Linked DNA regions of Homo sapiens: region 2 is linked to region 1. Evidence: chromatin loops called from intact Hi-C (ENCODE). Cell type or tissue: endothelial cell of umbilical vein. All regions are shown on one strand.

Region 1 (8,000 bases):
CAACAGCTTGCATTTAATGAATATAATGTAATTACATAGTCAACTGGGTAGTTCATGCTCTATTATAAGAATTATATATTAGAATAAAGTTATTTTGATGTATAAGGTGCCAAAGGAAAACTGGTTAACAAGAAAGGGAATAACCTTATATGTGGTTAAGATGTCAAATGAACAATTTTAACTATCATTTTTTTTTTACAGAGAACACATAAATTGGGTTTTTATTTTTAGTTCCTCCTCTTCCCTTTAGAGTTAAATGATGGAAAATGACTCTCGGTCCCCAAACTGCTCTTATGCATCATTCAAAATAGCCCTGACAGGCTAGCCCCTGTGGTAGTGATGAGGTTTATGGCTTTCCATTCCTTTGTGTTCCATTACTCTGTCTATATCATCAAATTGATTAGTAGGCAGTGGCGAGCAAGGAAAGAAAGGTGGCCGCTGAGAGCCAGCTGGTGTCCATCATTTTAATGAACTGCTTAGAGATGGTTAATATTGTCCTTGTTTCTCATTGTAGCTGATGATGACCAGATCTTTTAAAATGTTTTCCCCCTCCCTTATTCTGCATTACAGGGCCCACTGGAAAATGACTTGGTAGTTCATGTGGCACTTATAGCAGAAAGCCAAAGGTATGAAATCCAAGTGGGTGGTGTGTTTTTTTGTGGGGAGGGGAGGGGAGGGGAAATGATTGCTTTATGTTTACAATATTGATTATGGTAGAAGAGATTAACTTCAGAAACTCCTTTACAGGCTTTCAAGGATATCATTAATATCACTTTAAATGACCAGCATATTCTTTTCGTGTTTAAAAATAATTTTGTTTTAGTTGAGGTGAATATTAAAGACTGACCAGTGCCAGTGTTGCCTGGGTTGTAGTTTCGAGAAATTCATGCAAACACATGGGGATTACCAAAATCAGTGCTTTCCCTCCCTGTCAGCCCCTAATGTTTCCATGTGATGCTTCATGGAGGATCCATATGGGCCTCTGAAATCTAGTGCAGATGGCAAATTGCTAATACTAACAAATTAATAATGCCCTCCAAGTTAACATGTTCCCTTTTATCCTCCTCCTTCACTGCTTCCTAAACTGTAAATGCATTGTCTTAAAACGTCTCTTTTTATCCCTATGATCTTTAGACTTCAAGTTTTTCTGAACACATATGGTATTCAAACTCAAACTCCTCAACAAGTAGAACCCATTCAGATATGGCCTCAGCAGGAGCTTGTGAAAGTAAGTGATTCTGCCTTTTACTTTCCTTACTTTGTAGAGGTACTAGAGCTTGATGGTTGGACTTAGTTTACAGACAAGTCACACAGTTAAAATCTGATTCTGATATAGGACCAGTAATCCAAAAGCTTCTAATTAAATTGAGAAGTCCACTTTAATGGACATTGTTACTAAAAAAAAAACTTTGCACTGTGTATATGTGTGTGTGCATGTGTGTGTACGTTATGTTTATAGGTCTTGTTGATTCCTACTTCTTTCTAAACTCTATTACTAACCTAGGCTGAGCAGTTAAATAACAAGTTAGTCTTAATTTTAATAGGAATAAAATTATTCTTATATTTTGATTTGATTTTTTTCCTCTTATCAAAATGTATTCTTACATTTTGATTTGGTTTTTTCATCCTTTTATCTTTGATTTTTTCGCCTTTGATTATCAAAAAATATTTAGGTGTGAGAAGGTTTGTTTAAAAAAAACGTACTCATACCTAAATATTTTTGATATTCACTACTTTCCTTTTTTTCTCTTGCCTTACTGTTTGGTGTCTGAAGTAATTTCAACCTCTTTGGTTTGCTGGGTCTCAAAGCAATTATAAAGTAAAAGTAACATCTGTATTTATCATTGATGTAGTTCAATACCTATTTGGGATGGAATTAAAAGGTGACATTTGAGGCCTTTTGCACGCACTGCTCTGCAGATGGATCCATTATTGCCTATGCTTGTGAATGTTCTTGCTCGTTAGAGACACGACATTGTTGACTCCTACCCACTACTTATTTATACACTGCCATTTTTATTTAGTAATTGTTAAAAACAACATAAGAACAAACTGCTCAGTGTTTAGTAGAAGTCTTTGTAACAGTGTATCTCAAGTGGACATGATTAAGTTTATTAGGTTAAATATAAATGGTTGTAGTCAAAGTCTTGTTGCTATAACAGAAAAATGAAGGCTTAGAGAAGAGAGGTACATGTTACATGGGAAAATGCAGGACTCCAGTATCAGGCCTGGATCTTGACATTAGGCAACACAAACCAGAACCTGGGTGTCAGGTCACCAAGAGCACCAGCTCTTGGAGAGTCCTTATACCTTCTCCAATAAATTTAACCACCACTACCCTGCCAAGAGATAAAGCTGAAAATACAAGGATCCCTAGAGTAGGTAACAATTTAAACTCACGCCCAGATGTACATAATGGTACAAGGCAAGGAGCGGAGGCAACGTGGAGGGAGAGAGAAGGATGCCAAAATCTAAGGCTCTTATGCTGTGCTCTTAGTATTCAGCTGCAGGCTGTCGGCTGCTAATACACTTTTATGCTCTCCTGCTGAAAGCTCTAGAGAACGCCAACAAAGCTTATTCTTTGATAAACATACTCTTAAAACAAATTAACCCAAATCTGTTTTTTCTAGTCTAATTAATATTAGCAACTTATTTTAATAGTAGGTGAGTTTATATCCTACCAGACAACATGCAGTCAAGATTTAAAAGGCTAACATGGTGAGCAAATGACTTGAATGTGGTATTCATTCATTCAGCAACAAACACATGCTATATGCAGAGCACTGTGTAGGACACTCATATGAAATGACTTTGTCCCTGTTCTCAGTGACCTCTGGGTTTATTGGTTTGACAGGAAAAAAACAGTGAATTACAGTTCACTTTGATAACTGTTATAATAGATGTTCATACAAAGTGCTTGTGAATCAGAGGCAGTAGAAGGCATTCTGTTACAGAGCAAGTAAAGACTTACAACAGTTCCTGGCTTATTTTACATCTTGTTTTAAAAATGGTGTTAACAAATGACTTGCAATTTTGGTGTAGTGTGGCTGAAAAGACAGACTTGTGAGCAAGAGCCAACCTTCCTGTGCATGTGTTGAGATGGAAGATTGTTTTTTGGTTGTAGCTGTAGCCTCTGTGTTCCTAAGTAGCTGCTCTTTGGATATATACTAAGATATATTGCCTAGTATTCTGCTCCTTATAAGTCTGCCTTTTAAAAGTAAAGGTGTTCCCTCAAATCTTAGCTGATGCACATATTCTTATGCCAGCGGTTGCTCCCTTTCTTCTGAGAAGCCACTCCCTCCTTCAGCCCACTGAAGAGGATGTGAGGGCAGACAGCTGAGAGCAGGGCTTTTACACAGCATGTGGTTAATATTCATGATGTGATGACTGTAGTGTGATTTGCTTCATGGGGATCTGAATACAGAATTCTGCTCTATGTATTTCCGGGTAGTTTCTGCTCTATGTATTTCCGGGTAGTTTGGTCACTACTGTGTCTTTCGGTGCACTAAATGGTATGAATGTGTACAACATGGGGGCAGTGTTATATGCACCCTGGAATGTGGGGAGCACTAAATAAATTGTCACAGACCTGCCATACCATGGTTCAGAAAGTTGAGAATCCTTTTACTGTAATAAAGAGTAGTATTTAAAGGACGCCCACCTAGATCAACACATTTTACCATACATTTATTTCTGAAAATTTGAAACTATTAATATATGAGGGAAAGGGGGCTGCATCTAGTGTTATGTGCTATGGTTTCAGTGCAGCTATGCAAAATAATGCTTACAAAGCACTGTTTCTGGCCAGTTGACTTTGTCTAAAACCACTGCTATTCCAGAATCAATATTCACAGCATGTGTGGCTCAGGAGAACATTCAGTTGCTCCCTCATTCATCTATCAAGTATTTCCTGAGCACCAGCTACATACTAGGCACAGTGCCAACTTGGGCTGCTGTTCTACAGGAATGTACAATTCGAAAGGAGAAAGAGATACAAACCCAACTCTCACATAGATGTGTGCACTATGTCAGTGAACAGAGAGCTCTGGCAACACCACTAATTTTGTATACAATGAAGTTGTTATTTGAAATCGGTCCAAATCACAATCAGTAGATTGTGTAGAGATAGTTGGTTTGATTTTCCATTTAGGAAAATATAGGTTAGATGTATTTCTGTCATTAAATGTAAAAATAAATTGCAGACAGATCAAAAATTGAAAACTTTTAAAATTATTTAAATATAAAAGCACTAGAATAAAAAAATAAGAGAATATGTTTTAGCTGTTGGGAAGGGAAGTCCATTTTTAGAATGATACCAGTGCCAAAAAGCCATTGAGGAAATGATTGACAAATACTGTATAACTAAATATAGCAAACAGCCTGGCATATCAAAGGTGCTTGTGAAATTTTCTAGTAGAAAAATGTTTATATTGAAATACCACATGTTGAAATGAGATTCCACCTACTGTGCAGTCATTCTCACATTTCATAACAACACTGAAGAGGAGCAAACTGGGCAAAGTATTTGATTTAAGGGGCAATACTCTTAATATACCAAGATTTCTTGAAATAAAAAAGAATGCCAAATTCCCCATAGAAAAGGGAACAAATGAAAAAAGTTTGAGTTCATTGTAGATTCTGGATATTAACCCTTTGTCAGATGAGTAGGTTGCGAAAATTTTCTCCCATGTTGTAGGTTGCCTGTTCACTCTGATGGTAGTTTCTTTTGCTGTGCAGAAGCTCTTTAGTTTAATTAGATCCCATTTGTCAATTTTGGCTTTTGTTGCCATTGCTTTTGGTGTTTTGGACATGAAGTCCTTGCCCACGCCTATGTCCTGAATGGTAATGCCTAGGTTTTCTTCTAGGGTTTTTATGGTTTTAGGTCTAACGTTTAAATCTTTAATCCATCTTGAATTGATTTTTGTATAAGGTGTAAGGAAGGGATCCAGTTTCAGCTTTCTACATATGGCTAGCCAGTTTTCCCAGCACCATTTATTAAATAGGGAATCCTTTCCCCATTGCTTGTTTTTCTCAGGTTTGTCAAAGATCAGATAGTTGTAGATATGCGGCATTATTTCTGAGGGCTCTGTTCTGTTCCATTGATCTATATCTCTGTTTTGGTACCAGTACCGTGCTGTTTTGGTTACTGTAGCCTTGTAGTATAGTTTGAAGTCAGGTAGTGTGATGCCTCCAGCTTTGTTCTTTTGGCTTAGGATTGACTTGGCGATGCGGGCTCTTTCAAAAAGTGGGCGAAGGACATGAACAGACACTTCTCAAAAGAAGACATTTATGCAGCCAAAAAACACATGAAGAAATGCTCATCATCACTGGCCATCAGAGAAATGCAAATCAAAACCACTATGAGATATCATCTCACACCAGTTAGAATGGCAATCATTAAAAAGTCAGGAAACAACAGGTGCTGGAGAGGATGTGGAGAAATAGGAACACTTTTACACTGTTGGTGGGACTGTAAACTAGTTCAACCATTGTGGAAGTCAGTGTGGCGATTCCTCAGGGATCTAGAACTAGAAATACCATTTGACCCAGCCATCCCATTACTGGGTATATACCCAAAGGACTATAAATCATGCTGCTATAAAGACACATGCACACGTATGTTTATTGCGGCACTATTCACAATAGCAAAGACTTGGAACCAACCCAAATGTCCAACAATGATAGACTGGATTAAGAAAATGTGGCACATATACACCATGGAATACTATGCAGCCATAAAAAATGATGAGTTCATGTCCTTTGTAGGGACATGGATGAAATTGGAAACCATCATTCTCAGTAAACTATCGCAAGAACAGAAAACCAAACACCGCATATTCTCACTCATAGGTGGGAATTGAACAATGAGATCACATGGACACAGGAAGGGGAATATCACACTCTGGGGACTGTGGTGGGGTCGGGGGAGGGGGGAGGGATAGCATTGGGAGATATACCTAATGCTAGATGACACGTTAGTGGGTGCAGCGCACCAGCATGGCACATGTATACATATGTAACTAACCTGCACAATGTGCATATGTACCCTAAAACTTAGAGTATAATAAAAAAAAAAAAAACATTAAAAATAAAAAATAAAAAAATAATAAAAAAAAAAAAGGAAAAAGTTACAGAACATACAAAGAGTCATTAAATATATTAGAAAATGCTGAACCACAAAATATTTTAATGTAGTAGTTTAAAAATAAAATGAAATATTATTTTGACCCAAGAAGGTGGCAAGGCCTGTACACAGTTAATACCAATGTAAATTGGTACATTATTTCTAGAGGGTGACCAACCTCACATTACATTTCAAAGAGAATGTATTCTCTTTGATCCAGCAAGTCCAGGAAATTATCCTGCAGATATAATAACACACTGTCCAAAGATGTTTATTGAATTATTTTTAAAATAACAAAAAATTGGGAGCTATCTTTATCAGGAGATAGGAGTTTAAAAAGGTAAAGGGGCTTCTTGATTAGATTAAGTGCTCAGCTCTGACATTGATTAACTCCTAATTCATTCCAAGACTATCTGTTTTTAACCTTATAGACATTCTAGAAGTTTCTGCTCCACTGTGGCACCCTTCCCTATTTTGTAATACTTCTGCAGACTTTCCCCCTCAGTTTTTATTTATTTATTTATGTATTTATTTATTTATTTATTTATTTTTGAAATGTAGTTTCTCTCTTGTCGCCCAGACTGGAGTGCAATGGCACCATCGTGGTTCACTGCAACCTCTGCTTCCTGGGTTCAAGCAATTCTTCTGCCTCAGCCTCCCAAGTAGCTAGGATTACAGCCATGTGTCACCACGCCCGGCTAATTTTTGTATTATTAGTAGAGACCGGGTTTCACCATGTCGGCCAGGCTGGTCTTGAACTCCTGATCTCAGGTGATCCACCCACCTCAGCCTCCCAAAGTTTTGGGATTACAGGCGTGAGCCACTGCGCCCAGCTTTCCCCTTCAGTTTTAATATTTCTTCAATCATTTCAACATTGAAATGTACAGAAAATGCATAGACTCATTTTAACATCTTTTTTTTTTTTTTGAGACGGAGTCTCGCTCTGTTGCCCAGGCTGGAGTGCAGTGGCTCGATCATGGCTCACTGCAAGTTCTGCCTCCTGGGTTCATGCCATTTTCCTTTCTCAGCCTCCCTAGTAGCTGGGACTACAGGCACCCGCCACCACGCCTGGCTAATTTTTTGTATTTTTGGTAGAGACGGGGTTTCACCATGTTAGCCAGGGTGGTCTCGATCTCCTGACCTCGTGATCTGCCCGCCTCGGCTTCCCAAAGTGCTGGGATTACAGGCGTGAGCCACCATGCCCAGCCCATTTTAACATCTTGAAACTGGAATACCACAATATTAAGTTTAAAAAATGGGACACAGAATATATATGAACCCATTTATGTAAATATACACACATATTGACCTGTGTATAATATGAGTATATATTTATTGATGTACTTTTAAGAGTCTTTAACCCTATCTTGGTGCCCCTTAGGGATCATACAATGAACTATATATACCCCTTTCAGCGTATACCAGAGAAATAGTTGTTGCAAAAGGGATTGTGAAAATAAACAGGAACATTCACTTTGAGTACGTGGTTTGAATATTTCATAAAATGTATATAATCAGAAAAAATCAATGAAGCCATTTTCATTTTGGTGGGAAATACTTAAAGGTGGAAATTTAGTAGGAGATTATGGCCCTCGTTTTTAAAATGTTAAACAACTGGATTTTTTTAATGATACAGGAAGCATTAGCCTCTGTGTTCTTTTACGATCAGAGCCATGCAAGTTGTACATTTATAGCAGTATAGGAACAATATCAAATTTAAGAATGTTGCTAAGTAGATCTGCAGAAGTTTTGCTCTCAAATCTCTCAGTAATCCAAAATCTAAGTTGACATCTTTGGTTAGCTTGTCTTCCTACAAGTTTTTGGATTAGGGTTCCCTAGCTTCTTTCTCTCTGGAAAGATCAAAAATTAACAGGAC
Region 2 (8,000 bases), 60 kb after region 1:
TCTACTAGTAAAAACAACATTAAGGGTCATTAAATTTTATTTCTGAATTAATGAACATATCTGGACATTTTTTGTTCCTAGGTTCACAAGATTGAGCTTCAAACTCCCGAGTGTTTTCATTTAATTGATTTAGAGGTAGAATGGAAGAGAATCTGTGGTACCTACCATTATACACATTTAGTTGCCCAGTTTACTTAAACTTTAATGAAAGTAGAAAGTAGATTAAACATTTAAATTTTATTTCTTTCCTAAATAGAAAAAAAAAAGGCCCATGAGTTTGAGCCCTTGCCCCAAAGAGAGTTGTTTTTCTGATCAATCTTACTGGAGTTTCACCTGAGAAGATAGATTTGTCACATAAAAAATGCAGCTTATTTGTAGTGTTTTGAAAGGATGTAAGAAAGGATGAGTGGCTTCAGTATTGAGTCAATCGATATCAAATGAATGGATGTGTGAGCACATGGAAAAATCTGCTGTCAGTCACATTTCTCATAACATTGAGGTACAGTGCCGAGATCTTGCATAAGAAATTGTATGGATATTAGTTGGCAAAATTGAAATGAATGAGACACAGTTGGGCCCTAAAGAACTAAGGAGGGGGATTGACAAAGAATAGAATTAAACTACTTGACTCAATATGTTAAGAGAGTTTATGAAAAGATAGTCGTGAAGGGTGAAGCTAATTTGTAAAACTAATGCCTGAAAAAAACGTAAGCATGAAGTCCATGGAGAGGGAATTGAGAGCTGACACTTCATAACTGGAGAAACTGGAAATTAAAGAAAGGGAAACAAAAGACTTAAAATTTTTGTTTGCCGAAATTTTTACGAAAGTAAACTGTGTTGTAGTTTTAAGAATTTTTTTAAAAAATCTGATTAGCTGAGCAAAGTTACCAGAAAACTGCTATCCTAGTTGAAATCAAACATTACTTGCAAATGTGTTTTCTGAGTGTTAGCTTCCTGCTTAAATGTTACATATGCAAAATTCTGAAGTTTTCCTGTGCTACTCCTGAAAGCATTCAGAATCTGTGACACGTATTGACTTCATGCTTTGAGATTCAAAATTTATTGTTCTGAAAGTTATATTTAGAATCAGTAAATCTTGATATTCACCTTTACAAAAGCCAATGCCTGTTTTCTTATTAGAAAAGCAAAAAATAATAAGAATTAGAACACAGAACTCATATGAAATTTAGAAGTCTCATTTGGTCTACAGAGCCCAAATGTTTTAACAGCTGCACTAGAGACCGACTGGAAATATTAGCACATTTATTTAGGCATGACAAGATTTAAATCTGATTTAAAGCCTCCTCTATCACAATGGCAGATTCACTGCGTAAATTTATTGTACAAGCAACGTCTGTTGGAAACTCCTGACTGAATATCAAGTTCAACTACATTTTCAGAGCATCATTTTAAGAAACAGGATGTTTTCCAGATTTTCTGCTGTTATTTAAGCCTGAAAACATCATATTTCAATTTTTAAAAATTAAAATGGGGAAACAATCAATGATGAAAACCACATGATTATCTCAATAGATGCAAAAAAGGCCTTCGATAAAATTCAACACCCCTTCATGCTAAAAACTCTTGATAAACTAGGTATTGATGGAATATATTCAAAAAAATAAGAGCCATTTATGACAAACCCACAGCCAATATCATACTGAATGGGCAAAAGCTGGAAGCATTCCCATTGAAAACTGGCACTAGACAAGGATGCCGTCTCTCACCACTCCTATTCAACATAATACTGGAAGTTCTGGCCAGGGAAATCAGGCAAGAGAAAGAAATAAAGGGTATTCATATAGGAAGAGAGGAAGTCAGACTGTGTCTGTTTGCAGGTGACATGAGCCTATATCTAGAAAACCTCATCGTCATCTCAGCCCAAAAGCTTCTTAAGCTGATAAGCAACTTCAACAAAGTCTCAGGATACAAAATCAATGTGCAGAAATCACAGGCATTCCTATACACCAACAATAGACAAGCAGAGGGCCAAATCATGAATGAACTCCCATTCACAATTGCTACAAAGAGAATAAAATACCTAGGAATACAGCTAACAAGGGGAGTGAAGGACCTCTTCAAGGAGAACTACAAACCACTGCTCAAGGAAATAAGAGAGGACAGAAACAAATGGAAAAACATTCCATGCTCAGGATAGGAAGAATCAATATTGTGAAAATGGCCATACTGCCCAAAGTGATTAATAGATTCAATGCTATTCCCATTAAACTATCATTGACATTCTTCATAGAATCAGAAAAAAACCTACTTTAAAATTCATATGGAACCAAAAAAGAGCACATATAGCCAAGACAATCCTAAGCAAAAAGAACAAAACTGGAGGCATCACACTACTTGACTTCAAACTATACTACAAGTCTACAGTAACCAAAACAGTATGATCCTGGTACAAAAACAGACACATAGACCAATGGAACAGAATAGAGATCTCAGAAATAAGACTGCACATCTACAACCATCTGATCTTCAACAAACCTGATAAAAACAAGCAATGGGGAAAGGATTCCCTATTTAATAAATGGTGCTGGGGAAACTGGCTAGCCATATACAGAAAACTGAAATTGGTCCTCTTCCTTGTATCTTACACAAAAATTAAATCAAGATGGATTAAATACTTAAATGTAAAACCCAAAACTATAACAACTCTAGAAGAAAATCTAGGCAATGCCATACAGGACATAAGCATGGGCAAAGATTTCATGATGAAAACATCAGAAGGAATTGCAGCAAAAGCAGAAATTGACAAATGGGATATAATTAAACTAAAGAGCTGCTGCACAGCAAAAGAAACTATCATCATAATGGACAGCCAGAATAGGAGAAAACTTTTGCAATCTATCCATCTGACAAAGGTCTAATATCCAGAAGCTACAAGGAATTTAAACAAATTTACAAGAAAAAACAACCCCATTAAAATGGGGGCAAAGGGGCCGGGTGCGGTGGCTCACGCCTGTAATCCCAGCACTTTGGGAAGCTGAGGCGGGTGGATCACGAGGTCAGGAGATCAAGACCATCCTGGCTAACACAGTGAAACCCCGTCTCTACTAAAAAATACAAAAAATTAGCCAGGCGTGGTGGCGGGCGCCTGTAGTCCCAGCTACTCGGGAGGCTGAGGCAGGAGAATGGCATGAACCCAGGAGGCAGAGCTTGCAGTGAGCCGAGATTGTGCCACTGCATTCCAGCCTGGACGACAGAGCGAGACTCTGTCTCAAAAAAAAAAAAAGGTGGGGGGGGTGCGAAGGACATAAACAGATACTTCTCAAAAGAAGACATTTGTGCGGCCAATAAACATATAAAAAAAAGCTCAACATCACTGATCATTAGAGAAATGCAAATCAAAACCACAATGAGATAACCATCTCACACCAGTCAGAATGACGATTATTAAAAAGAAAAAACAGATGCTGGCGAGATTATCAAGAAAAGGGAACCCTTATGCACTGTTGGTGGGGGTGTAAATTAGTTCAGCCATTGTGGAAGACAATGTGATTCCTCAAAGACCTAGAACCAGAAATACCATTTGACCCAGCAATCCCATTACTGGGTATATACCCAAAGAAATATAAATCATTCTATTATAAAGATACCGGCACACCTATATTCATTGCAGTACTATTTGCAATAGCAAAGACATGGAATCAACCAAATGCCCATCAATGATAGACTGGATAAAGAAAATGTGGTACATATACACTGCAGAATACTGTGCAGCCATAAAAAGGAACAAGATCATGTCCTTTGCAGGGACATGGATGGAGCTGGAAGCCATTATCCTCAGCAAACTAACGCAGGAACAGAAAACCAAATACCGCATGTTCTCACTTATAAGTGGGAGCTGAACAATGAGAACACATGGACACAGGGAGGGGAACAACACATACTGGGGCCTGTCAGAGGGGTGGGGAGGAGGGAGAGCATCAGGATAAATAGCTAATGCATGTGGTGCTTAATACCTAGGTGATGGGTTGATAAGTGCAGCAAATCACCATGGCACATGTTTACCTATGTGACAAGCCTGCACATCCTGCACTTGTATCCCAGAATTTAAATTATTTAAAAAATCAGAATGTGGGATCAACTTGATGTCATCTTCAATATGTTATAAGCCTGTGGTGCCTTATTCACACCAAATAACATTTATTGGACACCTGAATACATTTAGCTTTTCACCAAAACTCTTAAACAGTAAATTCAGGGCCAGGTGTGGTGGCTCACTCCTGTAGTTCCAGCCACTCAGAAGGCTGAGGCAGGAGGATTGCTTGAGTCCAGGAGTTGGAGGCTGTAGTGAGCTAGGGTCACACTATTGCACTCTAACCTCGGTGAAAGAGCAAGACTCTTGCCTCTTAAAAAAAAAAAACAGTAGATGCAGATGCTTTAAGCCTTTATGAGCATGTATATTAAATAGATGGCATATGAAAGTGCATATTCACACTTCACAATGTGGCAACAGTTATAGCAGCACAGAAAGACCACATTTAAATCCAGGACAGGTTGGAAGTAGCATATAGCAGTATGCAGCCATATAATAAAAGTCCTCCGTCTCAGAAACTAAAAACATGAATGAAAACTGAGGCAGAATGGACCAGCAAAACCATACCGGCAGCATTCAAACAAAGGAAGCGGGTAGTACAGCCTCACACCATAAACTCTGAAAAGCAGCAGCGGACAAAAGACCTACTAGAATTAGAATTTGGCTCCTATACTCTGGCTTCCTAGAAGCTGTGCATGGGCGAGGACAAGGTTAGTTAATTTGTGAAAAATCAAATGCATTTGGAGGGAATCAGATGCCTGTTGAGTCGGCACTTAGGGGAAAATTCAGAAAGTGTTTCTCCAAGGTGGAAGCTCCTCCCCCACCACACATAACATCATCCGGCATCATATAGCAGGGCTACTGCCAGCCCACGCTCAGTCCTGTGTGTGAGTGAGTGGCACCTTTGTACAGAGAAAGGTCCTTTCTCTGAGCAGATGCAACCCCACACCAGGACACATGGCTCAGAGTAAACTGGATTTCAGCCCCCAGCTGCATTCTCATTGGCTCCCTTGTGCAGTGCACTGACCTCATGACTGTCTCAGTCCTGCTCCCCAAGGAACGGAAAGCTGTTGGGAGTGGCATTCTGACTCTGTCTGGGAGGGAGGCAGATGAGGAGCAAGGTTCCCCAGAACTCACTGTCTCCAATGGCAGGTGGTCTGGGAGCTGGTCCTGACCTGGTTCTTGTTACCTGAGAGGGCGAGGCTTATGAGGAGTGGTAATTGGAGTTGACTGTCCCCTCTTCTTATTATTTCTGTAATGTTGTTTTAAACTGGACAAAATTCACTCTGTCTAGTCCAGGGCATATCCTGTTTCCAAGGACAGCATCTTCCAATGTGGGTGGTTCTGCCAAACAGGGTAAACTTTTTCACTTGTGACAGAAATGCTTAGCCTCAGGGATAAATCCCACCTCCTTCACTCCCATCTCTCCAGAAGTTGCTCCTCCTCTCCTCCTAGACAGGGAGGAAAAGTGGGGGAAACAGGTGGCTTTGGGGCTTTCCTCCTCACGGGAGTGGGGAACTTAGGGCAGGGCTGTCCGTCAGTCCCTTTCCCCTCTGCTCGGTTGGTTCTTGTGCTGGTACTTTTTGAGTTCTCTGTCCTCTGAGGACTGCATATTCCTGACTTGTGTCTTATTGTCTAAGAGGAAGGGACTCGGCTGGAAGCAGCTTGGAGAAGACCAAAGAGTTCAGGTTGGGTGGGAGAGTTTCAAAGACCACCCACACTGTAACTGGGGACCCACAAGGCTGCTGTGCAACCATGAGAAAGATGCAGAGAAACTGCCCATCAACTATTTTTTGTAGAGACAGGGTCTCACTATGTTGCCCAGGCTGGTCTCTTACTCCTGGCCTCAGACGGTCTGCCCACCTTGGCTTCCCAAAGTGCTGGGATTAGGTGTGAACCACCATACCCAGCCTTATGCCTGTAAACAATGTAAATAATGCTACAGGAAAAAAAGAGATAGATATAGAACCCATTCTGAAAGAAAATTTACTCTAGGAAATAGAACATCCTCCACATCAAATGCCCTATAGTCTAAAAGAAATTAAAGAGAAAAAGGATCAATGAAAAAACAAGTCAAAGACAAAATGAGACACTACAATAAAATAGAAAGGAAACTTAGAGCTAAGGACATGAGTTTCATAAATTAGAAACAGCAAAGAACAAAATACGCACAGCTAAAAATTGAGTTGCCAACACACAGAACCCTTGAGATAATTCAGTCAAGTGCTTATTGAGCATCATCTATATGCACCTGACGCTGTTCTGGCACAGGGTTAAAAACAAACAAACAAAAAGACAATCCCCCGTCCTTGTGGAGCTATGTTCTAATTGGGGTGAGGACATAGGTGGTATGTACTGATGATAAATGCTATGGAAGAAAATAAGGCAGGATGAGGAGGAAAGAGTGACAAAGGTTATTAGATTTCCTGGGGTTGTGGGAAGGCCTCTGATCAGGGAATATTTGATCAGATGGACAAAAAATAGAGATGGGGGTAAACAAGGTTGATCCAACATAAAGAAAACTGGTAGGTAGAGAAGGATACGAGACTGGCACAGAAAAAATTCAAGTAAATGATGTTTTCCCTAAATAAATAAATCTGCAGATCAGGAGAACACATCATGTTTCAGAAAAATTTAATACAGAATGAGCAACATTGAAACATACATTGGGAGAATTTACTTGGAGAAGTTTATGCCAAAAAAAGTCATCTATCACTCAATTTCTCCACATCAGTTCAATGTTGTACAATGTGACCTGAGATTTTTTTTCCCCAAATACTTATAAAGGCAAATGAAGAATTCTTAAAATATGCAAGGACTCAAGAATCATAACACCTGCAAGCCTCTCTTGAAAATAATATTTGACGAAATCCAGTCAACCAAGAGAATTGATGTGAAGAGTATAGTAACCAAGAAGACACAAAACATAAGAAGTAATTATGGGCTGGGCGCAGTGGCTCATACCTGTAATCTCAGCGCTTTGGGAGTGCGAGGCAGACAGACCACTTGAGTCCACGAGTTCAAGACCAGCCTGGGCAACATGGCGAAACTCTGTCTCTACAAAATAAACATTTAAAAATTAGCTAGGTGTTGTGGTAGGTGCCTGTACTCCCAGCTACCAGGGAGGCTGAGGCAGGAGGATTGCCTGAGCCCAGGAGTTCAAGGCTGCAGGGGGCTGTGACAGCACCACTACACTCCAGCCTGGGCCACAGAGTGAGACCCTGTCTCAAAAACAAAACAAAACTATGAACTATGACTCCATTAAAATTTAAAATTAATAATGAGATTTACAGTTACAGCAAAGAATGTAAAAATGAAAAACAAGCTTCACAATTTAAAATAATATAACTAATGGGCTGGGACAAAAATCCTAGAGCTTGTTGACAACTCAGTAGGGGCTGAGCGGCCAGTGTAAGTGAGCTAATTTCCTTGTCTTTCACAGCAAGAAGTCAATATTCACTTTGTTTTTTAAAGTTAATCAAAATATTAAAAGTTTTTAAAGTTTATCCTTTAAAATACAAAAGTGGCCAGGTGGAGTGGTATGTGCCTGTAGTCCTAACTACTTGGGAGGCAGAGGTGGGAGGATCACTTGAGCCCAGGAGGAGTTCAAGGCCAGCCTGGGCAACATAGCAAGACTCTGCCTCTAAAAAAAAAAAAAAATTAAATTTTTAAGTAATTTTAAATTACCAGAAGGGGTGAGAATGCATCACAAAATTGACCATATAGCTCAAGATAAAAAAATAGAGAAATGACAGTCTCCAGATCCAATATAACTGGGATTCTCCACTTTAATATCAGACGGCATTGAATTAAAGGTAAAAAAAAAAGTGTGCATCTGTAACAAGAATGTAAATGGCCTACATCTCTATACAACACAAAACAGCATTCTGGCAGAAACTGCTAGCTGTCCACCAAAACCTATTCTCCCCTTGCATGACCCAAAATTATA

Evidence for each region. A loop is a pair of places that touch in the nucleus more often than their neighbours do. Peaks named below come from ENCODE experiments on the same cell type or tissue, not always from the same donor. Only the 100,000 strongest peaks of a DNase experiment are listed, where the experiment ranks them.
Region 2: it touches region 1 in a loop (4-fold over the local background); 2 of 110 quality-filtered maps call a loop at or near these places.

Annotation. Positions count from the first base shown.
Region 1 is chr16:47,640,465-47,648,464 of GRCh38, forward strand. It overlaps PHKB (phosphorylase kinase regulatory subunit beta), which reads left to right. Exons shown (of 31, transcript NM_000293.3): 15 at 571-626; 16 at 1,135-1,228. Among named protein-coding and RNA genes, the nearest start is that of PHKB, 180 kb to the left of the region's middle. In endothelial cell of umbilical vein, no CTCF peak of the experiment used is centred here; a DNase peak (open chromatin) is centred at 3,937.
Region 2 is chr16:47,700,412-47,708,411 of GRCh38, forward strand. PHKB (phosphorylase kinase regulatory subunit beta) reads left to right here. Exons shown (of 31, transcript NM_000293.3): 31 at 1-1,112. Among named protein-coding and RNA genes, the nearest start is that of LINC02133, 150 kb to the right of the region's middle. In endothelial cell of umbilical vein, no CTCF peak of the experiment used is centred here; no DNase peak of the experiment used is centred here.